Regions from separate parts of the Homo sapiens genome. Here regions 2, 3, 4, 5 and 6 are each linked to region 1. The links are chromatin loops, found by intact Hi-C in ENCODE. Cell type or tissue: B cell. All regions are shown on one strand. Links, peaks and the distances in the headings refer to the core of each region. The heading gives the core; the rest is flanking DNA.

Region 1 (4,000 bases), core at 1-4,000:
AGACTCGGTCTCAAAAAAAAAAAAAAAAAAAAGAAAGAAAGAAAGAAAGAAAATTATTCATTAGAAATGAAATCTGCTGTGGTTATACCAGTGATATTTATCTATGAGCAACTTTGTCATTTCAGGGAGGCTGCTACTTGACCCACTTTTATTTATTTCAGTATATCATAATTAAAGATGCTTTTCATTACCAGATATAAGTACACTTGATAATTACATCTTCAAAATACATTCTGAAATGTTGATCTCGGTTTTTCCTTACTTTCTGAAAAGATATACTTTACATGTATATTGTTTTACAGTTTATAGACCAATTTATAAATATTAAATTTTGTCAAACTACAACAAAGATGTAAATGCTTCAATAACTTGCCTATAGATAATTCTTCCTACACCATGCCATCTTTCAGCTTTTTATCTCTAAAATGCCATATTTACCTTGTTGCTATACTCAGTATTTTAAAGTCAATTAAAGAGCTCTAGGTAGGCTGGGTGCGGTGACTCATGCCTGTAATTCCAGTACTTTGAGAGGCCGAGGCGGGTGGATCACCTGAGGTCAGGAGTTTGAGACCAGCCTGGCAAACATGGCAAAACTCCGTCTCTACTAAAATACAAAAATTAGCCGGGCGTGGCGGTAGGGACCTGTAATCCCAGCTACTCTGGGAGCCCAGGAGGTGGAGGCTGCAGTGAGCCAAAATTGTGCCACTGCACTCCAGCCTGGGCGACAAGAACGAAACTCCATCTAAAAAAAAGTTGTGGGGAGGGGGCCAGGCGTGGTGGCTCATGCCTGTAATCCCAGCACTTTGGGAGGCCGAGGCGGTGGATCACGAGGTCAGGAGTTCGAGACCAGCCTAGCCAACATAGTGAAACCCCGTCTGTACTAAAAATATAAAAATTAGCCGGGCGTGGTGGTGCACACCCGTAGTCCCAGCTACTTGGGAAGCTGAGGCAGGAGAACCGCTTGAACCCGGGAGGCGGAGGCTGCAGCAAGCCGAGATTGCCCCACTGCACACCAGAGCCCAGGCGACAGTGTGAGACTTCGTCTCAAAACAAAAAACAAAAAACAAAAAACAAACAAACAAAAAAAACAAGTTGGGGGGAGGGCTCTAGCCATGGAGTAAAAAATACACTACACAACTTTTTTTAAGATTAGCTATAATTCTGCATTTATCTGATTTCATATCATCTAAATTCCATGTAATCTCTATTTTATTTTCATTACAAAAAATTTCAAACATATACCTAAGTATGCAGAAAATTATAACAAAGCCCCATGTACCTTCATATCCCACATCAATAATTATCAATTCATGGTCAGTTTTATCTCATCTACACCCATATCCACTTCCTCTATTTCCACCCCTCTGCCTCAGACTTATTTTTAAAATAAAGCTCAGGCATCATACAACTTCTTTGTAAATATTTCAATATGTATATTTAAACAAGGATTCTTTCTAAACACAAACACAATAATATCATTATACTTAAAAATAAATATTTCCTTAATATACAGTGTTCACATTTCCCTAACCCATAAACACTTATTTCCCTGGCTGCTACAAAGACACATATAATCAAATAGCAAAGCAGTGTCCTCTTTTGCCACTAGATGGTACTACTACATAAATTTTAGACTTTAAGTAATCCGGTTGGAGGAGACCTACTTTTTGCTGTTTTTTGTTTTGTTTTTGTTTTTGTTTTTCAGACAGACCAGGTCTGGCTCTTTTGCCCAGGCTGGAGTACAATCTTCCCACCTCAGCCTTCCAAGTAGCTGGGACCACAGATATACGCCACACCTGGCTAATTTTTGTATTTTTTTGCAGAAACAGAGTCTTGCCATGTTGCCCAGGCTGGTCTCAAATTCCTGAGCTCAAACAATCTTTCTGCTTGGCCTCCGAAAGTGCTAGGATTATAGGTATGAGCCACGGTGCCCAGCCTCCTTTTGCCTTTTTTGGGGGTAAAGAGATTAATGAACAGGAAACGTGATTCGAGTTTATATAAGGTATTACAAAGTCTAGCAAGTGATTTTGGGAGAAATAACCATTGTGTGGATTAATTTTAATCCACAGTAGGAAGTGCCAATGGTTTCAAAAGTGTCTACACAAAACAATATTCTAAGACAAAATAAATAGCTCATGGTTTATGCTCTTTCACAGCATAAAACCTTAAAAAGAGATATAATTTCATTACAGGGCTGTAATTGTTATGGTACCACATGTCCAATTCTAAGGAAATATGTTAATGGATTCACAAGATGTCTGTTGAAGCACATGCTGAGTAAAATAAAATTTATGGTTGGTTTCAGGTATATCTGAAGTGCCACTATTCCTGATGTATATAGGTTGAGCATTCTAAATCCGAAAATTTGAAGTCTGAAATGCTCCAAAGTCTTGAGCTTTCTGAGCACCAACATGACACTCAAACGAAATGCTCAATGGAGCATTTCAGATTTTGGATTTTCGAATTAGGAATGCTCAAGAAGTATAATACAAGTATTTAAAAATCTGAAAAAATATAAAATCCAAAACACTTCTGGCCTGAAGCAATTTTGGGTAAGGGATACTCAACTTGTATTATACCACACATATAAATGATCAACTAGATATTCCACTGTAGAAATTTGAGGGTGTGACTTCTATTGTCACTCTGAGAGACATTCCACTTCAGTGTGGAGATGGATCTAAGGGTAAGTTACATTGTCTCTCAAATATGAGTTTTGAATTGCTTAAGGAATTAAACAAACTTTAAAAAAGAGATCTCAGAGTTCTACACTACAAAACAGACATGTACTATCTAAACAGGCCTGCCAGGAGGAGTTCTCTGCGAAATATACCATACTAAAGTAGATGAAAGAATATTTTAATTCTGTATTTTAAAACTTTTAAAAACACATGCCAAGTATAATGATTTGAAATGTAATGTGTTGATCAATGTTAAAATACCAAACTACTCTTTTTTAACCTGTTAGGCAACTAATGCAAGTCTTTTTAGGTCACCCATAGTTTGTGGAAAGAATAAAATGTTTGTTTATAGTCTACCTTATTTCCCAAGGGATTTGAAGTAGGTATATTGGATGTCTGTCATTGCTGGGGACAGTTTTACCACAGAAGAGGCTAATTAGAGTAGAAAAGATTGATAGAGGGATGGAAAAAGAGAATAGGACACATGAGCAAAGGTTGAGCTGTGATGATACTGAATATAAAGGGTAAAAGAGAAGCAGAAACAGTTACCTCAGTGACACACAAAAGTCTGGAGAATAAGGGAAACCTTGAAATGCATAGGAAAAAAACTAGGATAGAATAGGAAATTAGTAAGGAATAAGAGTAGTGAACAGACAGGAAGAACTGGACCAGGAACTCAAATGTTAAAATAGCCAAGAGGGAGAAACAACACAAAGCAGGAAGATTTTTTTTTTTATAAAGGAAGTAATTTTTTTTTTTTTTTGAGAATGGGGTCTTGCTATATTGCCCAGGCAGGTCTCGAGCTCCTTGGCTCAAGCTATCCTCCTGCCTCTGCCTCACTAAGAGCTGGGATTACAGGCCTGAGCCATCACACCCGGTGGAAGTAATATTTTTGTTGATAATGTCCAATTCTATGAAGTTATTAAATTCAGTCAGAAGAGAATCTGCCTAAGTGGGAATTAAAATGGCTAAAGTTTTAACCTCAATTATTTTGAAACCAGAACATTTTCCCCACTATAGACGATTTTCTAACCTGTCTTGGAGGTGATCAGAACTTTTCAGTACTATTTGGCAAGCCAATTTTAGGGCTTGAAGGTGCCATGGAAATCATCTAGACTAGTGTGATGCCTGTACTTGCCAAATAAGACAACTTAAGTTCTGAAGAATATACAGAGGTCATATAGCTCAGTTTGTGGGAAAGCCAGGGATAGAACCAGGTACTGACTTTCAGTTCATGGCTCTTCCCAGTAGGGTATCCTGATTTTCTTGATCACCTATCACTGCAGCACTTAAGGGGTGGCAAGATCTGAGGGAGTTGG
Region 2 (5,119 bases), core at 559-4,558, 91 kb before region 1:
ATGCCTGTAATCCCAGCTACTCAGGAGGCTGAGGCAGGAGAATCACTTGAACCTGGGAGACAGAGGTTGCAGTGAGCTGAGATCCCACCACTGCACTCTAGCCTGGGCAACAGAGTGAGACTGTTGTTTGGGCAACAACAACAAATTACAAATGCAAAGAGAAATTAACAAAAACCATGGTAACAATGAGGCTGCCAGTGCTTTACAGATGAATTAGTCTGTGCAAAACAAAAGGAAAAGTTATTATTTATAGTACCAAATGTTGTCATCATGTTTCATGTTTGATGCCTTTTATCGAGAACTATACTGTCATAAATTTGCCTTTACTGTTTTCTTTGCATTTGCCTCTGCAAGGTGGTTGTACTTTTTATTGTATCCATTCTGAATCATTTAGACTGTTTTGTTAGTGGGATATAGTTGGGAGATTTCATTTTATCCAATCTGATAGTGGCTATTTTATGTGTTTAATACATTTATTACTCTTATTCCGTCATTTTATGCTTCACTGTGGCTAATTTAGCTGTTATCTTTCAGCTAGTGATTTGGAGGGAAAATTTTACTTAAATAAGATTTTCTGTTAGTTTCAAGTTACTTTAGGAACAAAGAGGGGTTAGAAGTTCACAAGTGTTCCCCAAACTGGAAAAAGTAGTATACTTTTTTTAAACATTGACATGACCACTAAACTTAAAAATTGAATTTGTATTTTTTCTAAGTTAAAAATAAAATAGTATCTATTGACACTGCCTACATAAAATTCAAAACAGTGTGTTTTAACCTCTTCCTTTCCTTCTAACCCTTATTTCCCCGTCTGGGTTGAATAATCTTGAATTTAAGATGATTTAAATTACTAAGCATTTCATTGTTTCTCTGTGAGTTATTTAAACATTCACATTGAGATTCATTATCAGGTTAACAACATTATTTATACATTTATTCAAGTTTAAATATTTCATTGCTCAATCTTAATACCTTTCCATTTATCTTAATTACTGGGGCAGCTGGAATACTGTAGTAGAAATACGTCATGGTTTCTGGCTCCCAAGCACTTTTGCAGTGTCACTCATAGATTTGAGAAATTCATTTTTATGAATCCAGCCTCAATGGAGAAACAAAAAAGTGAACTTTCCCAGGTGCTACAGGCATGTCAATACATCCTCTGCCAATCACGTCCACCCAAGCAAGACTTCAATTCAGAAGCAAGCAGCGTGAAGTGAGTGCCACATGTAATCTTATTTTATGGCGATGGTGTCAGAGGATTCCAGCATTTAGGGGTAGCATCTAAGTCTTTACTGCAGTCTCACAGTATGGTTTGGATATTGTTTCCACTGTGAAACAATATCCACTTAGAAAAATCAGTTTCTAAGGCTGATTTTCTAGTCCTCATACAGATCCTGTGGGCTACCTCATATTCTTTAAATAAACATCTTGTCATTTAGAGGTCTTGTTTTTAACTATAACAAGAATCCCAAAGGCTGATAAATGAAATGTTAGTATGGTTGGTTTCAGAATTCTTAGGTAATATTTCTATTCCCTCCAAATGCCGCATGTATTGTGTTCCATTTTTTGTGGTGTTTTGTTCTTTGACATTTAGTATTACAGAGATATTTGATGCCAACTTTTTTCTTTTAAGGCAACCTATTCTTCTCTTCCTATTGTTTTTTTTTAATTTTTTTTATTATTTATTTATTTTTTCCCTCGCTCTGTCACCCAGGCTGCAGTGCAGTGGTGAGATCTTGGCTCACTGCAACCTCCGCCGCCTCCCGGGTTCAAGTGATTCTCCTGCCTCAGCCTTCTGACTAGGTGGGACTACAGGCGCGCGCCACCACACCCGACTAATTTTTTTATTTTCAGTAGAGACAGGGTTTCACCATGCTGGCCAGGATGGTCTTGATCTCTTGATCTCCTTATCCACCTGCCTCGGCCTCCCGAAGAGTTGGGATTACAGGCGTGAGCCACCGCTCCCGGCCCCAATGATGTTTTTATAGTCTTATCTTGGAAATTTTAAAACTTACTGTATGTCTAAATATGGTTTTCTGTTAAAGTTACTTCAGGACCAAAGAGGGGTGAGAGGTTCACAAGTGCTCCCCAAACCGGGAAAAGTAGAACAAAGTCTCAAAAATGGCAGGAACTGAGTGACTCCAGGAGCTAGGGACTCTTTTTTTGAGACAGGTTCTTATTTTGTCACCAAGGCTGGAGTGCAGTGGCGAGAACGATCCTCTCACCTCAGCCTCCTGAGTAGCTGGGACTACAGGCGTGTAGCCCCATGCCCAGCTAATTTTTTGTAGAGACGAGGTCTCACTATGTTACCCCTAGGATTTTTTTTTTCTTTTTTTTAAGAGACAGGGTCTTGCTTTGTCATCCAGGCTGGAGGGCTTACAGCTCACTGCAGTCTTGAACTGACAGCCTCAAGCGATCCTTCCGCCTCAGACTCTGTGTAGCTGGGACTACAGGTATGCACCATCAGGCCCTATTTTTTTTTTTTTTTTTTTTTTTGTAGAGACAGGGTCTCGCTTTGTTGCCCAGGCTGGTCTTGAGCTTGTGATTCTTGTCTCTCTCTCACTATGTGTCCTCCCAGTATCTGTTCCCTTTTCCTCTTTCTCCACTAGGTGGCTTCCTCTTAGTTTAAGCTTCATGATGCCAGTCATAGTAATTTGAGCCTTAACTGTGTGCGTGCTCTTTCAGTTCCAGCACTCAAGACCCGGCCAGAAATGTCCTTTGTTACTATTTCAAATTGATTGGCCTGATCATTTTTTTATTTCCAAGCAGTGCTATACAAGTCTCTGGTCACTGACCAGCTGATGATGAGTCTCCTCTAGGTCAGATACAACTCTGGTACAAATAGCCAAGGTCAGGGAGAAAGACTGGGTACGTAGTTCAGTGACCAGTGAATGAGGCTAAGGGTCTGGATTCCAAAAGGTGGTGTAGGTAGGGAAGTTAATGTTTGGCATTTTTTTCAATAGTTATTTTTCACTAATGCTGCTTTATATTCATTGGTCACCTTCACTAACATACATTATGTTGAATATTTTTAATTATTCGAGAAAATAAGTGGATAGTCACAAATGTAGAGAAAGAATTATCCTGAATATCAGATAAAAGAAAGTGTATTTAGCACCAAGAACAATATTATATACATAGAATGTACAGGTTGAAAAAAGCATGAATGGCCTAACAAAAAGCAGAATATACTTTTATAGATCTTAGACAGAGTTGTAAGAATGGCAGGAAAATGACCTGGGGTTTACAGGAGCCACAGTCTATAGGTTTCAACATTACAAAGTAATTTTTAAATTTTAAGTCAGTGTAATATGAGGAAAATACGCTTATTTGAAAGGAAAAAAATTATACACTCTATTTCAGCCACCATGACTTGTGAAAAATAATTGTTTCATAAATTTTAATGATCTGACTACTCAGATGTTCCTTTAACTATGGGCAATTTACTTTTTGCATTTCTGGTGCTCTGCTTTTTTCCTTAGATTCCAAGAAACCCTGGGATAACATATATTCAGATATTGTGCAACTGGCTCCCATCCTCTGCAAGAGATTCATTCTTTCATGTAATTAACCTGTGGCAACATGATCCATATTTTAATCAAGAAACATTTTACTGTACTTACAGTGCTATTTGATCCTTATGGGGCTTATCTTTGATTACTTCCTTTTCATTACCCTGGTAATCTGTAAAGTTGTCCTCAAATATCTTATTTGCTAATTATTGATCACTTCCACTGTATATTAAAAAACTGGATATTTTCATCTGAAATCAACCTTCTCTCATCTCAAAGTTCCCTTTTCATAGTCTTTTAATCTTATTGAAAATTCAAATTAGATCTTTGCTGAAGTTACTGCTTTTTATAATGACAGTCTCAAAGGGAACATTAACTGATCCTTCAAATATAATCACTGTCTTTAGAATTACTTGTTTGTTCATGTCTGGCTAAGTTTGTCTGCTGTCAGGAGTTGAGATGAGCATTATGAAATTGGATGGCTTAATATTGAAATCTTTTATGCCTAGGGGAAGTCTTTTATCTGTTGCTATACTTTGTCAGATTAAGGGTCCAGTTGTTGGGAGGAATCGCTAGAGCTGAAGGCAACCACTCAAGGAGCTTCACTGTGATCTTAGGGCAGTAATTCTCAAAAAGTGTGGTCTCCAGACCAGCAGCATTAGCCTCACCTTTGAACTTGTTAGATATGCAAGTTCTTAGGCCCCATTCCAAACATCCTGAATCAAACTGGGGGTATGGCCCAGCTATGTCTTGTTAAGCACTCCTGGTGATCCCAACGCACTCCTTTGAAGTGCCTTACGTTAGGTAACTCTCCCTCCCCCACTCCTCTCTAAACAGGCATCGTAACTCCTGACTAATTCCCAACGCTGGGCTTAGTATGCCATTTGTTAACAAGCATAAACTGGGAATATTTGGCCTGCTATCGATTATAGCAGCACCCTGTGAACATCTATAATTAGAATTGAGATTTGCCCCTTTACTAATTCAGAACCACTATCTCTAACAGAGGGCCTCATCCAGCAGTCTTTACTTCAATGGGTAGTATAGACTGGCCCGTCTCCCCCCACTCAAGTGTTGCCTACAAAAATTCCACTTTTCTGGCATGTGGAATGTTCATTTTCAGCATTTATATTTTCTTCCTTATTTGAATTAAAAGGCAAGTTTATCTAATTGACTAACATCCATCTCTTTCCATAGAAGTACTTGAAGTGGTTTGCAACAACTGGCATGCAGTAATTCAGAAAATTAGAAATAGAAAATCAAAAAATGAAAGGAAACCAGTATGACCTATATGCATGTATCTCCATTGTTTATGGAAGCCTGGGAAAACAACAGAAGTAGATGGTATTCATAGACAATTTCAGATAACATTTGGCAAAAATTTAAAGGTCAATCATTTCAAAGATAGTAAATTGAAGTGTTTACAAAGTGGTGCAGTAGACACAGTACAGGCATTGGAGTCAAATATCTTAGCTCAAGTCATAGCACTTTTATTTACTGGCATTTTAGCTTTAAAAAAAATCATTCTCATTACCTGGAAGTTATAAACACAGGTAAGGGGTAGATAATTAACTACTTGATGTGATTTTCAAGGCACCAGGTAGGTGTAT
Region 3 (5,119 bases), core at 431-4,430, 210 kb after region 1:
TGTGCAAAGAGGCCTGCTCACACATACTCAGAGTGAGTGACACCTCTAAATGCATGCTTTTCCTCCTGGTCGAGATCCCACGGTTTGCATCTGGCCCTTTCTGACTAAACTGTGGTCAGTGGAAGGCAATCCATAACCCATAGCACTGCCCAGATCTTGTAGGCCTCACTTCTCTCACTTCTCTCACTTCATCTCCATGTCCAGGGAGATGGGAGAAGATGTGTTCTCCCTAATTCACAAAACCCTCCAGCATCAAGGGGCTTAGCCCTGGAATCTCACTTTGTGAGGCAGATTGGATCTGCTCAAGGCACCCAGCTGAAAAGGGCTTTGAAGTCCCTCATTTTGGGGGTCCAGTTTTACATCAAGGCCAAATAGAAAACCAGGTGAATGGATGCAATTGAACTTTCAGAGATGAGTTGATACGAGAGTCACCTCTACAGGACTTTCCCCTCTCCTTCCTTCTTTCCTGCCCCTTCAAATTCCCATACAGTTAAAATAAATAAATGAAAAGATAGGTGAGAAAGCAAGTGGAATCTAGGTGATAGGCATCTAGAGCTGTGCACTGTAGTTATTTCACCTTCTCTATACACTTGAAATTTTCATAAATGTTAGAAAATTGACTAAAGCAGAGTTCATACATGAGAGACCCACAGACCATGTCAAGCCCACAGACACAATTTACTTGGCAGCTCAGCGATATTTTTTATTAAATCATTTGCAAACATTTAAAGAGGAGATCGCACAAAAAAATCTGGATTTCCAGTTTCTGTAGACAAATCAGGAGATCTTACAGCATTGGCCCCACATTCCTGCATGGAAACAGTTGACTGGAGCTGGGTGGCAGCTGTTCCCTTTCGATGGGGCACATCCTCTCCTCTTGGATGCAGACCCTGCAACATATACATTCTTCACTTATGTTACTTGTATGGGCCAGTTTCTCAGGTAATGACATTCATCCAGAACAACCTCAAAAAGGGGAAAAAGTCATAGAAAAGCAGCTTATCGGTCTGTGAGCACTTGCGTGCCCACATGCAGTTATGTGGGAAAATGCAGTCCTACACCTTTGTTTTGTGTAGTCAGGTGGCAAGGCCTCCTCTTCCCTTCTACTCCAGCCTGCTGAGATGCCAGTCAGTGCCCCACCACAAAGCTAAGTAAGCAGAGCGGCTCATAAACAACTCTGGGTATGACTGCGTGGACAGGAAAGTCTTGCTTCAGGCTAACTGAGCCAGCCTTCATTTACTACAGAATGTTTGCCCTCTGACTAAAATGCCTTAGTTAGTGCAAGAGATAGACCAAGTCTCCTGTCAAATTGTCACCATCATTGTTTATCATAAAGCTTCATTGTTTGGTGCCAGGCAAAAAAGAGAGCCACACAGAACTCAGGTGTCCTAGAGCCTAAATTTGATCTGTGCATATCACAGTGGGAAATTCTACCTCTTTTGTTTTTCCTTTCTGGCCTAAAGGAGGTTTGTGGATTGAAATATTTTCTCAGAGGAAAATGGGTACTGGCCACAGGGTTCAGTGTTTCCAAAATGTTGCCTCTGCCTCTGCCTCTGCCTTTTCCTTGCACGGATCCACACTCTAAAGGATGCCTTCGTTGGGGTGTGCTGGGCTTCTGAGCTCTGTTCTGGGCTGAGAGGTCCTAGGTTGGAGCAATGTGAGTGTTGTCAGGAGCAGAATACATCCTCGGCGATAACAGCGAAGGTGAACTCGAGTCCCTTCGCCCTTTGGACTCTTCCTCCACTGCTTTCTATCGAACTTAGAATACAATTCATCTCCTTCCTTGGCCAACCAGTCCTTATGTGGTCTGAACCCGGATGGTCTTCCAGCCTCATTTTATCCCACCTTTCCCTCCCCTCTCCATGCTCTGGCTACACTGGCTTCTTTCTATTCTGAAACACCCAAAGCTTGTCCTTACCCAGGGCTGCTGCACTTGCTCTTCGCTCTGCCTGGACCACTCTTCCCCCAGCCCTTGGTCTGGCTGGCTCCTTCTCATCTGGGCTTCAGGTCACATGCCAGCTTCTCTAAGGCCTTTCCTGGCACTGTTCTCTTCCCCTCATGCCCTATTTCTATTCCATTACGGTGTTATTTTTCATTGAAATTATTACCTAAAATTATTTTCGTTTACTTGGTTAGTATCTGTCTCCTCTACTTCAGTGCAAGCTCCACAAAAGCAAGGACCTTGTCTCTTGTTCACCAGAGAATCCCCGCTGCCTGAAATAAACGTTTAATCAATGAATGTCCACACCCAGAGCGGGAGGGAATTCTAACAGTTGTGAGGCTGCTGATGTTCCTTCCAGTGAATGCTATGAAAAACTCAAGTCTATATACATTTAATCCTCCCCTAATTTGGATCTGCTTTTAAGAATGGCCTTTGGCCGTTTGTAACATCTGGATGCCAATATTAAAATAAAACTGGTGAAGAAGAAGGCTGAGATTTGATGGTTCCATGTATTTCCTTAAATATTATGGTTCTGTAAAATGGCTTTGATTGGTGACACAAAAGGCAAGGTTGCCCCCTAGTGTTTAGATGTGTAGATCTGTGTCACCAGCAATACCTTTTAAAAAACTGTGTGTATAGAAAGCCACACTTCCACAGCCTGCTGTAATATAGACCAGAATTTACCAAGGAAGCACAATTTCCCACAAAGTATCTCCTAAGAGACTCCAAATGGATACTTTCCATTCTCATGGGCTTCTGCCAAAAGTTGAGCTACTGTCTTTGTTAGCTACTAAAGAAATCTGAAACAACCAAGAGAGCTGTCTAGCTGAGTTTCACCAGATAGCACATTCTCCAGACTGTTTTCTTAAATGTCACCTTCCTTTCCCAGGCAAAGTAGGCTGATTATAAAGTAAGTAAAATCAATGTTAAAGAAAATAGCAACCCACCATCTCAACTGTTTTCCCCTTGGCCACAGAGGAATTTATCCTTAAAGTTCAGGAAGACATAAACCATTCAGAATCTTAAGTGGATGCAACCAAGCACAAGATTTCCCTGCACTGAAAAATCTTGGTAGTTTTAGGTGAGTATTTTTCATTCCTGAGCCATGCTGAAGACTGGTGAGACAAAGGAAAGCTGTAAAAAGTGGCTGGATGAGGGTGGCACCAGGGGAAACCATTTAATAAAGAGCCTGGGTTATTGGCTCCTACAGTATCACTCTGGGAAACTAGGTTATTAGAAATGATGGAAAATGGGTGGTGAGGTGAGCTGGTGGCTGGGAATAACCATGGCAACCAAACTATCCATTTTCTTATTTCGCTTTCCTTGAGACTAGAAATAGATCAAGTGTAGGTCACTGCAAACAAGTCCAGTGATGGTTTACATCTCCTGCAACAGCTTTTGCTGGCCTTTTTTGTGAGCATGTGAAGAAATGCTACCCTACTTTTGAAAAAATGTCATATATCTCTTGTCCCGACCACCTAGTTTGTGTTCTGTATATTGTGTGAATATGGTGTTCTATTTTTACTTTAAAATATGTTTTTTAAGAGTAAATAAGAAATAGTTGTGGAATTACAAAGCCAGAAGTAGAATGCTTTTTGGAGACCACCTACTCAATGCAGGAATTTTTTTTTGTCATGCTGAGAGATGGGCTCTATTTTAATCTCTTCAGTGACAAGGAACTCACTACTTCATGATATAACAATTGCATTGTTAAATTGTTGGAAATTCTTTATTATTTTTATTTATTCACACAGCTGATATTTATTTAGCACCTACTCTATGCCAGGTACTGTGCTGGGCACTTTGGATCTAGTGGTTAACAATATGAACTCTGAACATGAAGTCCCTGAACATAAAGAAGTTATAGTCTTCTCCTTGTAACTTTCAGGTGAATATGTGCAATTGAAACTAATGAACAGTATTTTCATGGTACTGCTACTGTTTCAGCAACAATAGTTTTAGTCTTTTGTTTCTCTGATCAAGAATCACATTTTAAGGAGAGAGTATCCGATTGGCTTGAGTCCCATGCCCAGCCCTTGGCTGGAGGTGGCAGCAGCACTTCTTGATGTCCCTCCAGAATGTATCCCATGTGTCCAACCAGAGAACAGGCAGTTTTTGTTAAAAGTACACACAGGGTCATCCTAGGTTTTTCCTGGGGTTTAATGTCAAGACTAAATATCTCTATATCTATTTTCTAAAGGCAAAAATATTTAACTATCTCAGTGTTCCAGAAGCTCCTCATGTTTTCTTGGAGATTACTACAGTATCTCCAATCATGTCTGCAGGCTACTTGAGTGTTTTGGAAGATAATTCACTTGGACCCTGTGTCATATATTCTCTTAAAGCTGCAGGTGCACTCGCTCTTGCATTTACATGACCTACCTTGTTTCCACCCAGTCTAATTTGAATACCAGTATCATTGCTAGAAGAGGTCAGAGAACAATGTAAAAGATCTGCCTTCATCTTGCAGAACTGTGCAGTGTTTAAAAGAACAAGGGCTTTGGAATGAGAAATACCCGGGTTTAAGTCCTATTCCTGTGTTGTACTGGTTGTGTGGCCTTGGTCCAGTTACTCATCTGTTCTATGTGTCTGTTTTCTCATCTGAAAAATGGATATAATCTCATAGGGTTTATGGAAGATCAACTGTACAGTCAAGAGACAGAAATCACACTGATTATTTGAACAGGGAGATTTCATGTAAAGATTTTTTAATCAAGTACTCAAGAAATGAAAAGGCAGAAAGGAAACACTGAGAAGGCAGAAATCGTAGAAGCAGTTACTGCTCTAGAACTGGGTGAATACATGAAAGAGTTTGGAGTTGTTAAAGTTTAGAAGCTTGAAGGAGGTGGTGCCCCGCAGAGCTGAAACTGAAACCTCTGAGACCGGGTTGAGGGTCATTGCATTGTACTATTGCCTCAGGATTTTGAAGGTGGCCCCTGGTAGGGAATAGGTAGGACCGTGACCTTCAAGGAGAGGTGCTAACTGGTTGGTGCTGGGGTCTCTAGGGGGTATGATGATGCTGGTTCTAAGGGGAGTGATGATGCTAGTTTATCATGCCCCAGTATTTAGGGGTAATGCAAATATCAATTCCTGAATAAATGTTGGAATGAATTCCTAAGTGTCTGAGACCTCAGTGGTTGTCTCTTGTTTTAATTGCTGGAATTTTCCATTAACTTT
Region 4 (5,119 bases), core at 448-4,447, 150 kb after region 1:
ATATGGAGCACCTCTGTGTCCTCTGTTTTATCTTTTGACATATGGCCTAATTTTATTACTTTTAAATGTTGAGTTTAGCTATTGTGGTGGGTCATACCTATAATCCCGGCAATTTGGGAGGCTGAGGAGGGAGGGTCACTTGAGCCCAGGAGTTCAAGACCAGCCTGGGCAACACGGCAAGACTGTCTTTTCAAAAAATTTAAAAAAAGAAGTAGCCAGGTATGCTGGTGCACACCTGTGGTCCCAGCTACTCAGGAGGCTAAGGTGGGAGGATCACTTGAGCTTGGGAGGTTGAGGCTGCAACGAGCTGTGCTCACGCCACTGTACTCCAGCCTAGGTGACAGAGCAATTAAAAGAAAAGTCTCCACTCCAAAGTGAACATAAAACATATATAACATGCATATTTGCTTACTACGCATGTGTGTAGCACCCCTTCGTGAATATTCATAGCTTCTCCTATAATTTGTTGAATATGTATAGTTAGCCAACCTATTCAGCATAAATTCCTGTCTCACCTTTCCTCCTTTGAAGTGCCTGCTTTTGGTTCCTACTGGAAGCTATACTTCTCAGCCTGCAGGCTGTAACTTCTATAAGAAATAGAACTCTCGTTTCCAAATTTATAGATCTTGTGTTTTTCAGTCAACGTTAAGAACAATTGGAAGTAGCATTGCTAAGTCATACTGTATGAATATGTTAATCTTGATTGTAGTGCCAATTACCCTCCACAGCGTTGCATTGACTTATACTACTCCTGGGAATACCTGAGGGCGGTGCCTATTTCCCAGAGTGTTGCCACTGAAATATATATAAAACTTATCAATCATTGGCAATCTGATAGGCAAAAAATTATTATCCCAGTATGATTTTATTTTTCTTTTATTGTGAGATTAAGCATATTTTTCCATTTTAACAGCCTTTTCTGTAATCAATCCCTTATATACTTTGTCCATTTTATCATTAGGTGTTTGGTCTTTTTCTTACTGATTTATGGGAGATCTTTTATATGAGGAAAACAGTCACTTTCTTTTTTGAGATGGAATCTTACTCTGCAGCCCAGGCTGGAGTGCAGTGGTGCAATTTCAGCTAGCTGCAACCTCCACCTTCTGGGTTCAAGTGATTCTTGTGTCTCAGCCTCCAGAGTAACTGGGACTACAGGCATGCACCACCATGCCCAGCTAATTTTTTTGTACTTCTAGTAGAGATGGGGTTTTACCATGTTGGCCAGGCTAGTCTTGGACTCCTGACCTCAAGTGATCCACCCACCTTGGACTCTCCAAGTGCTGGGACTACAGGCATAAGCCACGGTGCCCAGCCAACTTTCTTAAGTAGATTACTATGGGAATGTCCTAATTAGTTTTCCTATTCTTCTCTTTTCACATTTAAGATACACCTAGCTTAATGGTCAATGTGATCTTTATAAAACAGAAATGGGATCATGTCATTAGTTTCAGTGGCTTACCATTGCTTTGAGAATAAAATCCCAAACTCTTTGCATTGTCACTAAAACCCTGCATAACTGTACGCCAGTTCATCCCTCAAGATTTACTTTGCCTTGTTCCTGCTTTTTCACCTCACTCCAGCTACACTGGTCTTTTAGTTTTTCAAAGGTCTCAGGGCCTCTGCAGATCCCATTTCTTCTTTTATTTTTCCAGTCTCTTCCCATGGCCAGCTCCTTTTTACCCTGTAAGTCTCACATGGAATCTCATCTTCTAACAAAAGCCTTCTTTAACTATTCTATCTAGGAAAACTGTTGAGAATTGTGAAGGGTCTGAGATTTTTACCCAACTTGCAAGTTGACGAGTTAGCCTGCCACAGATGCTGGCCAAAGACACAAGATTCCTGGGTCAGGGAAGAAAAACATTTTTACTCATAGCACAGCAAACATCATGAGTATCAGCCTGTATGTATCAGGACTCCTTGTCCTATGGCGGCAATGCAGGTGGGCCCAGATGGGTGTTACCACACAGTGGGTCATGCTACAGGGGATCAACTAACTGGTTTTTTTTTTTTTTTTTTTTTTTTTGAGACCGAGTCTTGCTCTGTCACCCAGGCTGGAGTGAAGTGGCGTGATCTCGGCTCACTGCAACCTCCACCTCCGAGGTTCAAGCGATTCTCCTGCCTCAGCCTCCTGAGTAGCTGGGATTACAGGCGCGTGCCACCACGCCTGGCTAATTTTTGTATTTTTAGTAGAGACGGGGTTTTACCATGTTGGTCAGGCTGGTCTGAAACTCCTGACCTCGTGATCCACTTGCCTTGGCCCCGCAAACTGCTGGGATTACAGTGCTGAGCCACCATGCCTGGCTGGGATCAACTAATTTTATATCACTATGTTAGCAGAAATCAGTAAAGAAAGCTATATGGGAAGACATCTGTTCCTGACAATAAAAATAAATGTTTATGCAATAAACACATTTCCTCATAGCCATACTTTCAGATTTTCTTGGATGCTCTTAGCATCCTTTGTTTCCTTGCCCAGTTTCAGAAACTGACACTGCTCCTTGCCTGTCCAATCAATATCAGTCTCTACTTCCTTTTTTTTTTTTTTTTTTGTACAACTCTAATTTTCTGATGGGGTGGGGAGGGGGTTAGGCATGTGCATAGATGCATAACTACATACCCTTCCTTTGAAGATAGGGACGGCCCTGTGACTTACACTACCCAGCAGGATGCAATCAGAAGACACTGGGGGGAGCTCTAAGGACTGAGCTGACATGTGCCCTTTTGTACTTTGCCCTTTCTGTTTTTTTCCTGCCTGCAATGTAGACACTATAGTAAAGATAGAATATGCAGTGACGATGAAGGACAGACCATGAGAATCATAAACACTTTGGCCTTGACATCCTTGAACAATGAATTCACTTCTGCCAACTGTCTCCCTCCAGATTTCTCATTACTCATTGAGAAAAATAAAATTGCTCTGCCTCTGTCACTGCTGTGATGATGGTTCTGTGTAGGTCCATGCAGACTGCAGCCTGAGGTACACACCTCATGTCTCCACCTCCCTCCACCATTTCTGAATTCAGATGAAGTGCCAAAGGAACCCCATGATGCAACCAGGAAATGTGGGGAAGTGAACTCCCTCTAAGGTGAATTATGTAAGTCACTGTTCTTTGGGGTTTTACTATTTGCAGCTGAACTTATTCCCTAACTGATGCAAGAGGGGAAATAAATAAGAAAAATCTATGTAGAAAGATATTTTCATACTACAATAAAAAGAAATATGTGCACAAAAAATAGACTTTTCTTGCTCTACTCCCAGATTCTTCTGAGGACAATCTGCCACCAACATTCTTTCTCTCTCTTTGTACTACTTCAAAAGTAGAGCAAATACGCTGCTTCTGATTGGGCAGTGGCAGATGTTGGGCAAAAAAGAAATTGATCCACCATTCACAGCAATGCCCCATTCCTCCAGGGACTGTGGTGCTGGGCGATGCACCTGGGAAAATACTGCACATGAGTTTCAAGGGCAGAACTGGAGAACTCATGTACTAACAGATTTCCCTCTGGTGGGGAGGCTTGGGTCCTAGTGGTCTGGGGTTAATAGAAAGTAAAAAACAATCTATATCCGCAACAGTGAAGGGACCAAGCCAGAGAGCCAGGCATATAATAGATATAAAGGGCCAAGAGTTAAAGCTAGCTAAGCAGTTATGATTGGGTGACAAAGCAATGAAAGCCTGAGGCAGGGATTAGGAGTAATGGTGCAGAGCCAAAAGGTTGGAGACTAGAGAAGATGAGAATATGGAACATTAGTTTCATGGCAATCTATCTCCTTCACTGAGCTTTGTCTTTGCTGGTTACTAAGATTGTGGTCTGAACAAGCAGGGATCCAGATGGAAGAGACAGAGGAAGTTTACTCTTCTTCATTAAAAACCCACAAAATTTATCAATCCATTCAGTATCCCTTATCCAGATTATCTATCTATCTATCTATTCATCTACCAAATATTTACTGAGGATTTGCTCAGAGGAAGATATCCTTCTGTGGTTTTACATTCTCTTAGTAACCCATTATATTATCCAGGGGGAAAGGTGATTGTGGTAATGACAAAAATGACACAAGTTTTAAAATTGTACTAGGTTGGTAACTACAATTAAAAATTCTGGTATCGCTGTCATAGCACTGCCACAGCCACCCCACTACAATAGTATAATAGTTACAACCTGGCCAGTTTATTTTTAAGATTAATTAATTTGTACCATACAGCCTTAATTTGGTTTTCTAGAACCCAAGTGTCTACGGCAAGGTTGAGAGGAAATGCTTTATTGGGAGGTGTAATCCCAGGGCAGTGAAAGTGAGGAAAGGAGAATTAAAACAGGGAAGGGTAAGAAGCAAATACCAAGTGGGCTACTTCTTTACAAGATTTGAAGAGACACAGTGAATAGCTTGGCCACATGGCTGATCTCCAGGGAGTCTGTTCAGAAAACCTGTGCCTTGGAACGTTCTACTGAACATAGAAACAGAGAGAATACTTACCTGGTGTCTTCCTGCCATCCCTCTTGCCCATTGGTTAAAGGATAACTGTCCCACATTTCCTGGTTGCATCATGGGGTCCCTTTGCCACTTCCTCTGAATGCAAAAACAGTGAGAGGAGTTAACGACATGAAGTGTGGATGTTAGGCTGCGGTCTGCATGGACCTGCACAGAGCCATCATCACAGTAGTGACATAGGCAGAGGAAGCTGCCAACATCCGAGAGGCTGGCAAGGCCATGAGGATCGGAGGAGGTGCATACAATGCCATCTTCTGCAAAGGCTGTGTGGCAGCTCACCTGGATAAATAAATATGGAAAGGAGATTAAATTAGGATATTGAAAAGAAGAATAAGGAACACAAATGTAGGGATATACAGTATAGCCAGGAATGAGAATATTGTAAGACTATACCACAGTTAGATACTTTTCACTGAGTCAGGCTTCCCAGCAGCCATTTCCAAAAGGAAACCTGGTGGGGTCTATAACTCACAGGATCTATAAGGTACTGTAGAGATTTAGAACCTAGGCTTCAGGGTCTGTTCCACCATTTATGGACTCAGTCCTGTAAGCAATTACTCTCCATTTCCCCACCTGTAAAATGGGAATAATCATGGTACCTACCTCACTAAGTTTTGAGGATTAAGGAAG
Region 5 (5,119 bases), core at 602-4,601, 580 kb after region 1:
GAAGAGTGTTTCAGTTTGAAACGGACTCAACCTGCTGTTGCTGGCTTTGAAAATAGAGGAAAAGGCCTTGAACGAATAAATGTGGGCAGCTCCAGAAGATGGAAAACACAAGAAAATGAATTTTCCCTTGAGTCTGCAGAAAGGAATGCAGCCATGCCAACACCTTGATTTTAGTCCAGTAGGACCTGTGTCAGATTTCTCAGCTGATACGGCCAAAGTGCAGTTAAAGTAGAAAAAAAAATTATATATATATATTTGTGTGGATAGTAGTTCATTTAGAAGTTGCTGGCCGGGGACGGTGGCTCATGCCTGTAATCCCAGCACTTTGGGAGGCCAAGGCAGGCCGATCACCTGAGTTCAGGAGTTCAAGACAAGCCTGGCCAACGTGGTGAAACCTCGTCTCTACTAAAAATACAAAAATTAGCTGGGTGTGGTGGTGGGTGCCTGTAATCCCAGCTACTTGGGAGGCTGGGTCAGGAGAATTGCTTGAAGCTGGGAGGCGGAGGTTGCAGTAAGCCGAGATGGCGCCATTGCACTTCAGCCTGGGCAACAGGAGTGAAACTCCATCTCAAAAAAAAAAAAAAAAAAAAAAAAAAAAGTTGCTCTGGTGGGTAAAAAGCAGATTGAGAAAGAGGAAGAAAGGAAGCAGGAAAGCAATTAGAAAACTTTGCAGTGGTCCACGTGAGACGCTTTTAGCTCAGAAAAGATGGTGGTGGTGAAATGAAGAGAGTAGATGAATATACATTTTGGAAGTACAGCTGACAGATTTGTAGTGTGAGCGGTATTATGGATGACATTGAGTTTCTGAGCAGATGCACTGAGTGGGTAGCATCGTGTTTTACTGAGATGGGAAGGGATGGGCCAGGAATGTTTTGGGGGGGAGAGAATCAAGATTTCTCTTTGTTAGGTTTGAGATGCCAAGTAGGCAGTTAATGGAAATGTCAGGTGGACAACTGAATACAAATGTTGTAACTCTTAAGGATGATGGATTACTTCATATAGCACAAACTGAGCTCTGTCCTTTATTTGAGTTATGACTGTTAAAAGCCTGAGATTGATTGACAATTAATAAAATACCTGCTGGGTGCTGTTGTTTGCATTCTGGATCTTCAGCTTATTACCTGATCCCCATGAGCTTCCATCTCTACAACACTGATGGTACCACGCTCTTAGGATTTTGCTGAGCATTAAGTGAGGTTGTGCCTGTGTCACAGCCTTTATTAGTAAGTTCCCCCAGGTCTTAGTTATTCTCTAGAAACACTGCAAGGTATTTGTGTTTTTCCTTGAGATGAGGAGGTGGTGAGAAATGAAGAGAGTAGATAAGGCAACTCACAAAAAGTCCTTAGAGACTTGAATTTGGTTGTGTGAGGATTTAGGAACCACTACAGCTTTCTTTAAAAGTGGAAATATAAGCTGGGTATGGTGGCTTGTATGTGTAGTCCCAGCTACTTGGGAGGCTGAGGAGGGATGATTGCTTGAGGCCAGGAGTTCAAGACCAGCCTGGGCAACATAGTGAGACCGCATCCCTTAGAAAAAGTGGAAACATGGCTAGGGCAGTATTCAAGGAAAGCAATCAAAATTATCCTTCATATATATATACATATACACACACACACACATATCTTCAGATATAATATATACATAATATAGAAAATATTTTAAAATATATGTACTATATAAAAATATTTATGTATATTTGGCATTTCAGATGTACAGTAAACCACTGATCTCTCCATTACTCCCATATTCTTAAATTCCTACTGCAGTATATGTAAATTAGGTATCCATTAAGGGTCAGAAGGTTATGATACACCATTATTCATTTTTGTATTTTATCCGCAACAAATAGCTAGAAAATCAATTCATTATTAAATACCAGAGACATAAGAGTAGAGTAGTATAAAATACAAAACTGTTTTCTACTAAAAAGCGTTAAGCTGAAATATGATTAGATCTCTGTTAAAACATTGGGAAGTACAGTTCTATTTAGTACATTTTTCAGCTACAGTTGATGTTTATCACTAGGAAAAAAGCTTTGTTGAACCTGCTTTTCTACATGGGTGAACCTTTACTCAGTGGGATATTTGGAAGAGGTATTAAAGCGTAAACAATGGTTTTGGTAGGGTCAAACCTGGGTGCAAGAGAAGGTTCGGGCTCCCTCTGGTGGTGATAATATCTTACTATTTTTATTGAAAAGTACTGATACTGTGGAAGATGAGGCCGTCAGGGCGATGTTCTCAGTTACACACAAAACATATAAGTCTGGTGTGTTAGGTGAAGATATAACATGAACCCCCACCCCCAACCCGGAAGTGCCTCCTGAGCGATCTTCAGCAGCTAGGTTGTTCATCTCAGTGGCTTCCTAAGGCTTCTTTGATTTGGAGGGGGAGGGAGAAGAGTAAGACATCTCCTAATTAGATTTATTTTGACCCGTCAGGAATGTGACAAAGAATGACTGGGATATTTGTTAGGTGCTTTGAATTCCTTAAATAAAGATGTTTTATAAATGTACATATTTTCCACTCTAAATTTCCTTTCAGAGGAGTGATCAGTATAAAGATGGACAAAAAAAGAGTAAAATACTGCCATATTTTTTAGTATAATATACAAAATATAGTAAATATATTACTGGATAATGTATTGCCCATATTATGTTTTTAGATAATATAGTTGAATAGTTTGGGGGATATTTAAAATGATTATATGCAGTGATGGAGTTTAAATCCTTTGTAGATTTATGATATGTTTGTTTCAGGGTTTTGGAATAAGGGAAAGTGATTTGTGAATGATGTGTCATCAAACTAATTTCTCTGATTAATTTAAAGTGGAATATTTGTATGTGGAGGAGGGATGCTTTTGAAAAATACTGGACTAATACTGGGCTGCATGTTTATTTTCTATATATGTCGTACCTATGGACAACTCAGGGTTCTATTTCCTTTCCTTAGGAATTTATTTGGAGAGTTTAAGTAAAACATCTGCATAATTAAGTGCCTCAAATTAAGAAAAATGACTGCTGGAATTCCACAGCTTTCTAAATCCACAAGATAACACTGAGCTGCAGATCATGAATTCATCCTAAATTATTGATTAAATGTGTGTGCAGATGTAAGCATAAAAATAATACATTCCTCATTAACATGCAGCTTGTGTTGACATTTGTGAAATCACAGGTGGTCTAGCAATCAGAGGAAATTAGCATTTTTTAAGCTTTGGAACTTTTCCTCGCCTTAAAACTGTTTGAAACTATTGGCCACGTCAGAACTTAGTTTAGTTAAAAATAGGACTTTTATGGTGCTATAGAATGTAAAAATAAAGACTAAACTCTTCAATCTTTTAGGACCAATGTTAATGGCTAGAAGGTCTGATGATCTCGTTCAGATTAAGATAACATTTCTCAGGCTAGGCACAGTGGCTCACGCCTGCAATCCCAGCATTTTGGGAGGCTGAGGTGGGCAGATTATGAGGTCAAGAGATGGAGACCATCCTGGCCAACATGGTGAAACCCCGTCTCTACTAAAAATACAAAAATTAGCTGGGCAGGGTGGCACATGCCTGCAATCCCAGCTACTCGGGAGGCTGAGGCAGGAGAATCGCTTGAATCCAGGAGGCGGAGCTTGCAGTGAGCCGAGATGGGGCCACTGCACTCCAGCCTGGGTGACAGAGCGAGACTCTCTCTCAAAAAAAAAAAAAAACAAAGATAACATTTCTCTAATTCTTCTGAGATGGGAATGAAAAGCATTTCCTTTGGAATTACAATAATAGTATATTTAAAAAAAAAAACATGAAAACACTCTTATTTTTTTTCCTGATAACTAAGGTAAGAAATTCTCCTGGCTTAAAAAGATCAGAAAATATAGAAAAGCATAAACAAGAAAATAAAATTACCTGCAATACCAGCACTCAGACATATCCACTGTTATCATGTTATCATTTTTTTAATGTATTGTTCATAGTCACTATCTCTCACCACTAGGCCTGATATCATGGGGTGTATGTCCTCCTGGCCACTCATAACTTTCCTCATTCTCCCCGTGTCCACCCTGAAAGCATTCAGCTTTGAATTGCATGCCCTCACATGATACCACTCACCACTTCCGGTAGTTGTCATCAACTGCACCCTCGGTCATTTTCCCATTCTTTTAAGATTTAGGTTCTGCTGTACTGTCACTCTCTCCAGCACTATTCTAGTACTCACATAATGGATCTTTACAAAAACTTGGCTTCCACCACCCAACCATAGCCACTTAATTCCTAGGTCATACCCTTAATCAGTGGTTTTCCAACTGGGGGCAGTTTTGCTTCCAAGGGGACATTGTCTACAGACATTTTTGGCTGTCACACTGGGGAGGTGCTACTGGCGTCTAGTTGGGTAGAGGCCACAGGTGCTACTGATCATGCTACAATGCACAGGACAGCCTCCTGCAGCACAGAATTAGTATAGAAAATGTCAGTAGGGCCAAGGGTGGGAAACCCTGCTGTAACTAGAAGAAGCTGATATGCCCACTATCATACCTTCCTGAAATAAGAATAATGATCAGTAGAATAGCTTCCTAACCTGGATATTATGTAATACTTCAGACTCTTGGTTGACTGTAAGAAATAGATCCTGGGGTATAGTCACAGCTGAACCATCATTCTGTCAGAATGGAATAACACCTTAGTGCTTTTTAATATTAGCACTTTCTCTGACAGTATCATTTAATGGGGTTAACATATTATCTAGCAAATCAGACCAACCAAATGTAGGAAAGGCAGAATACATACAGGACACCAAGGAAGCAGTTTCTATGATTTGTAAGAAACATACAATTTTTTTTTTTTTTTTTTGGCACAGGGTCTCATTCTGTTGCCCAGACTGGAGTGCAGTGGTGTGATCTCGGCTTACTGCAACCTCCACCTCCCAGGTTCAAGTGATTCTCATGCCTCAACCTCCTAAGCAGTTGGAATTACAGGCACATGCCACCATGCCCAGCTAATTTTTTGTATTTTTAGTAGAGATGGGGTTTTGCCATGTTGGCCAGGCTGGTTTTGAACTCCTGACCTCAAGTGATCCACCCACCTTGGCCTCCCAAAGTGCTGGGATTACAGGCTTGAGCCACTATGCCCAGCCTAATCT
Region 6 (5,119 bases), core at 480-4,479, 270 kb after region 1:
TCCAGTCTGAGTAACAGAATGAGACCCTGTCTCTTCCCCCCAGAAAACAATAAAATGAAGACATAAAATAAACAGTTGACTATCTTTGGCTTTGAAAATCTCAGATGTCCAAGTAGTGGGAATATCAGAGCAGGAGAAAGGGAAGGATCCTTCTAGAAGCTGTTTAGACAGATGACTTGGGACAGGGAAGGTCATGAACCCAGTTCTCTCATTATTTATTTAAATTTATCTGACAAATCTTATTTTGATGAGTATAAGCTCTTTCACTTCAGAAGCAAGTAAATTATCTATAGGTAATCAGGGCACTTTTTGTCATTTCCTGAATTGCTCCAAGTACCCACAAATCATATTGATGCATCCTAGAAGCATCTACTTAAAAGAGCAAAGAAAAACTATGGGATAATTTAATGGATTAAAGGCCAGAGGCATGTTCTTGAGACATGCATTCCTCTTTGTCTCAGCTTGATTTCTCTTTCTTATGAAGAACCATAGTGGAAGTGATTTGCCTAAAGCTCAAATGAAGTACCCAAGTAGCCCAGTAACATTCTGTCTCTTGTGCTGTAGAATCTGATACAATTCAACTATGGATGTACATGCTATTTAGCTTTACAAGGTATTCTTTTGATCTGTAAAACTGATTAGCCTCTTCAGCTCTAGGCTGTTGTACATTTACATCTTTTCTCAACAACAACAAAAAATGAATTAATACTTTCTGTAAAATACATGACAAATGCTGTGATTGTATGGGTTAAGGTAAATCAAGCAAGGTACTGGAAAATATACCACATTAAATATAATTTAGTTTCCCATTTAAATGACAAACATTAGTGGTCTCCTTATATGTATATATTAAAAGTTAAGCCTGGTAGCTATTGTAAATCTATCGGTCAATTTTAATTTCCTCTGAATAGCCTTACTATTCCATTATTTCATGCAATATTTCTAACTGGTAACCATAAATCACCTTCTATTATATTAAAGAATCAGGCTGTGATGAATGTGGCAGCTGCCTCTGGGTCAGTAAAATGTATTCAGTTTCTGTCAGGGGTCCGACTAAGTTGAATGTGTCTCATTCTGCTTTTTACTTTAGGTAGGAGAGAGCAAATTTTGTTAAATCAGTCAGATTTCTTGTTTCCATCTTTTCCATTGAATCATTAAGATAGTTATTCGTAACTTTCAGTAAAAATAACCATAGTTTTAATTTTTCCTCTCTAACATATCTCAGTAAGAAGTTACTTTTCAGTACATGAATGTTATTTTTGAGCACAAGTAGTAAATGGGATTTAAGCTGGTTATAATCTTGAGGAATCCACAAAAGCATAAAGCAAGAGCAATGATGTATTGGCACAGGATTGGTATTGTATAAGTGATCTTGATAATTGCCTGCATTTTCTTCTAATTTGCATGCTTCACACATCAAAAACAAAAAATTAAAAATTGGATAGGATGTGACCTTTGTTTTTGCAATGTGTGTCTGATGGAAATTTTGGTGCTTCCTGAGGCAATTCTTCACCTTGGATTTAGAGAATTTTCTGCTTCATCAGGTTGTCATTTAATCAGTTGTCTTAGCAACTTCCCCGCCTTCTTTTCCTTCCCAAGGCCTCAAAGTCTCACCTTGTTTGAGCTACCAGATGCAGAAACCTGGCATGCCTTCCACTTCCACAAGCCTATTACTTTTTATTCTTGTTCTTTTTTTCAAAAATTCCAATCAAAGGAAATTAAATTCAAAGCAAATCAGGACACCTTGACTGAAGTGACGTTGGGATAATAGCCTTCAATCTAGAGCTACTTTCTAAGCAGAATCTCTGCCAGATGTCTGATGTGTCAGATCCCTCAGGTTTGTATTGGGGCAGAATATCTTATCCTCTTGGATGTTAAAAAAGCAAAAAACCATAGTAGAGAGATCAGTCAGAGTCTTAGGAGATTAAAAAACATACCTTGAGGGATGACCAACATTTCAAAGGATCGCTTTTATTCTTTCTTAGCTGTGTAATAAACAGGCTCTGGTATTGGGCTCTGGAAGCTCCACCATGTTGGCAGGGTTTCCTCAGCCCGGAGCTCTCTCCTCTGGTAGACTTGGGGGTTTGCGCCCTCTCACTGCTGCTACAGATGCTGCTCTTTCATCGTCCACTTGGGGGCTCTGCCACAGTCGTTTGCTGCCAAACTCTCAGCAAGGATGTCAGATATGAGTCATGAAAATATCTAATTTGGAGTAAATCTAATGGTTATTAAATTGACGTACCGTTACAGTGATCATTTTCTGATTGGAAACTCAAGAGCAGTACCAGACCTGCTGTCCTTGTCCTCAAACTCTAAGTGTTACATTAAATTCTCTCTATGCAAACCTATCCGTCCTTCAAAGGGAGTTTGGGTTATAGATGGTGACCCCAAATTATTATGAAATGTATTCTTTATCACTTTTCTTCCTTTTTCTAATCAGAGCTTTCCTATTTTACCACTGTAGTCCAACAATTATTAGTTTTATTTTTAACAACTAAGCTTGAATGATACTGACCTTTAAGGCTTGAAAACAATTAATTAGAAACCTGATAATTCAAGGGGGATTGTTGTCAGCTGTAACACACAAAGTCACCTGTCTTAGTAATGTAAGATACCTTCAGTTCAAACAGCCCAGGTCACAAAAGCAGTATCTCTAGATCCCAGTTTCCTCGTATATAAAGTGGAGGTATACTACATACTTTTTTAGGTTTCTCTCACTTCTAATATGCTCTGAGTTCAAGAATCAGTCCATTATAGGAGTTTATTATTAGAATTTCAGGATCTCCTATTTGCTTAAGTCAGAGACCCCCTTTTCTATCTTCATTCTCACCAGTATCTCTTGTATTAGAAAATGGCTCTTTATTAATTTGAAAAACATTTATTAAGTATTTATTGTGGACCAAGCACTCTCATGGGCACTGAAAATATAAAGACCTTAAACTCAGGATGCTGTGGTCTAGTTAAGGGGAGCCCTCATCCTTCTTTCCTGTTGGTAATTATTACTATACGATTTACCCATCTCTCTCACCATTCTTTCTCTGTCTCCTTTGATGACTCCTCTTCCTTTTTGCATTTTAAATCAGTCCTAAGAATTGTCATCTTTCTGTCCTTACTTACATTTTTCCCGATTGCTCCCCTAGTGGCCACAAAACATAGGTCTTCAAAAACGCTTATGCCCGTGATGACTCCAGCCCTGTGGCCTTAAACCATTCTGTCACGCCACATGCCAGGCCAATAATACAAGGCACAGACACTGTCATTTTATTTCTCCACCAAGAATATTCCTCAATTCTACCTTAACCTGCTCTGGGCATTTCCACCTCATTCCCACTTCTTAGTTTTGTCTCCATTTTTGATCTTCTCCCATCTTTACAATGCTCACTGACTTGGTTTCTGTGTTAGTTTCCTAGGGCTGCTGTAACAAATTACCACCAACTGGGTAGCTTAAAACAATAGAAATTTATTATCTCACAGTTCTGGAGGCCAGAAGTCCAAAACCCGGGTGTCAGTAGGGCCACACTCCCTTTAAAGGCTCTTGGGAAGAATTCTTCCTTGCTACTTCTATCCTCATGTGGTTTCCAGCAGTCTTTGGCATTCATTGGCTGTTAAACGCATCCTTGGAATATCTGCTGTCTTCACATGGCCTTCCTCCCTCTGTGTCTCTATGTATGTGCAAATTTCCCTCTTCTTATAAGGATACTAATCATTAGATTTAGGGCCCAGTCTAATCCAGTATGACATTATCTTTATTACATCTGCAAAGACCTTATTTCCAACTAAAGATCACAATTAGAGGTTCTTGGTGGACATGAAGTTACAGGAGACACTATTCAACACAGGGCAGTTTCCCTCATGTGGTCCTTGACAAGGACCTGACCACAGCTTTGTCTTAGACTCACACTCTGGCCTTCTACTCATGATCTTCTTGGGAAGGCAAACCCCATCAAGCTCAGATACCCAGGAACCAAGATTCAATATCAACATGGCCAGTGGGTTGTATGTATGTATGTATACATATATATCCGACTGGTTCTGTTTCTCTAGTAGAACCCTGACTAACATAGCATGCAATAAACATTGGTTGAATGAATGAACTGAACATAAAAATGAACAATCAGCCTGGTGCAGGGGCTCACGCCTGTAATCCCAGCACTTTGTGGGGGCCGAGGGGGGTGGATCATCTGAGGTCAGGAGTTTGAGACCAGCCTGGCCAATGTGGTGAAACCCCATCTCTACTAAAAATATAAAAAATCAGCTGGATGTGGTGGCGGGTGCCTGTAGTCCCAGCTACTTGGGAGACTGAGGCAGGAGAATCACTTGAACCCAGGAGGCAGAGGTTGCAGTGAGCTGAGATCGCACCACTGCACTCCAGCCTAAGCAACAAGAGCAAAACTCCATCTTAAAAAAAAAAAAAGAACAGAACAATCAAGCCTACTGTAGCCAGGCACTGATTTTATTTTCCCATATTTAGTATATTCTTCCTTCCACTAACAGGTCAATCTTCCTTTAACATAAATTTTATCATTTTATTCATCTTCCAAGGCATTGATTAGTTGCTTAGATTTTAGTAGGTCATAATCTGAGCTCTCTCTCTTATCACATAGTAAGGTCTAGTGATTAAAAAAATGGTCTATGGCATCACAGAGACCTGAGTTTATTCCAGAATTCACTATTTACTATATATGTGACATTGGATACATTACATTATACTCTCACTAGACCTCCACACTTGTGAGGCTGTAATGAGGCACCCAACAGTCCAACTGTGGTGATGTTAGAGATGGCCAAGTAGAAAGCCTGTTTTCCAGCCCACTTCCTTTTCCCAGAGTGGTCTCAGAGGAGGCTTAGGAGAGAGTCAGGCCTTGCACCATTGTGCAACAATAATGAGGCCACTCTCGCTGCAGTGAATACTCGGAAATCAAAATTAAAAATAAACCACCATTTACAGTTGTCACTCCAAATGATATACATACTTAGGTGTAACTCTAACAAAATATGTGCAGACATACCATGTTCATGAATTTGAAGACTCAATATAATAAAATTGTCAGTTCTCCCCTATTGATATAGAGGTGTAACAATTCCTGTCAAAATCCCAGCAAGACTTTCTGTAGATATA

What was found. Peaks named below come from ENCODE experiments on the same cell type or tissue, not always from the same donor. Only the 100,000 strongest peaks of a DNase experiment are listed, where the experiment ranks them.
Region 2: a loop joins it to region 1, with 2.9 times the contacts of the local background. A loop is called at or near these places in 4 of 110 quality-filtered maps.
Region 3: a loop joins it to region 1, with 19 times the contacts of the local background. A loop is called at or near these places in 109 of 110 quality-filtered maps.
Region 4: a loop joins it to region 1, with 15 times the contacts of the local background. A loop is called at or near these places in 4 of 110 quality-filtered maps.
Region 5: a loop joins it to region 1, with 33 times the contacts of the local background. A loop is called at or near these places in 30 of 110 quality-filtered maps.
Region 6: it touches region 1 in a loop (20-fold over the local background); 3 of 110 quality-filtered maps call a loop at or near these places.

Annotation. Positions count from the first base shown.
Region 1 is chr5:112,755,389-112,759,388 of GRCh38, reverse strand. All of the region lies in intron 2 of APC (APC regulator of Wnt signaling pathway), which reads right to left. Among named protein-coding and RNA genes, the nearest start is that of APC, 20 kb to the right of the region's middle. In B cell, for the core only: CTCF peaks have their summits at 1,378 and 1,578 (motif pointing right); a DNase peak (open chromatin) is centred at 1,608; H3K27ac peaks cover 1,769 bases.
Region 2 is chr5:112,845,922-112,851,040 of GRCh38, reverse strand. It overlaps APC (APC regulator of Wnt signaling pathway), which reads right to left. Exons shown (of 16, transcript NM_000038.6): 16 at 4,802-5,119. Among named protein-coding and RNA genes, the nearest start is that of SRP19, 13 kb to the left of the region's middle. In B cell, for the core only: CTCF peaks have their summits at 2,411 and 2,611 (motif pointing right); a DNase peak (open chromatin) is centred at 2,600.
Region 3 is chr5:112,549,020-112,554,138 of GRCh38, reverse strand. No RefSeq gene overlaps it. Among named protein-coding and RNA genes, the nearest start is that of LINC02200, 77 kb to the left of the region's middle. In B cell, for the core only: CTCF peaks have their summits at 2,315 and 2,516 (motif pointing left); a DNase peak (open chromatin) is centred at 2,508; H3K27ac peaks cover 290 bases.
Region 4 is chr5:112,602,775-112,607,893 of GRCh38, reverse strand. No RefSeq gene overlaps it. Among named protein-coding and RNA genes, the nearest start is that of LINC02200, 23 kb to the left of the region's middle. RefSeq lists a silencer at 2,616-2,745. In B cell, for the core only: a CTCF peak has its summit at 2,682; a DNase peak (open chromatin) is centred at 2,653.
Region 5 is chr5:112,172,223-112,177,341 of GRCh38, reverse strand. All of the region lies in intron 18 of EPB41L4A (erythrocyte membrane protein band 4.1 like 4A), which reads left to right. Among named protein-coding and RNA genes, the nearest start is that of SNORA13, 13 kb to the right of the region's middle. In B cell, for the core only: CTCF peaks have their summits at 1,925 and 2,126 (motif pointing left); a DNase peak (open chromatin) is centred at 2,191.
Region 6 is chr5:112,489,502-112,494,620 of GRCh38, reverse strand. No RefSeq gene overlaps it. Among named protein-coding and RNA genes, the nearest start is that of EPB41L4A-DT, 72 kb to the right of the region's middle. In B cell, for the core only: CTCF peaks have their summits at 2,157 (motif pointing right) and 3,127; a DNase peak (open chromatin) is centred at 2,100.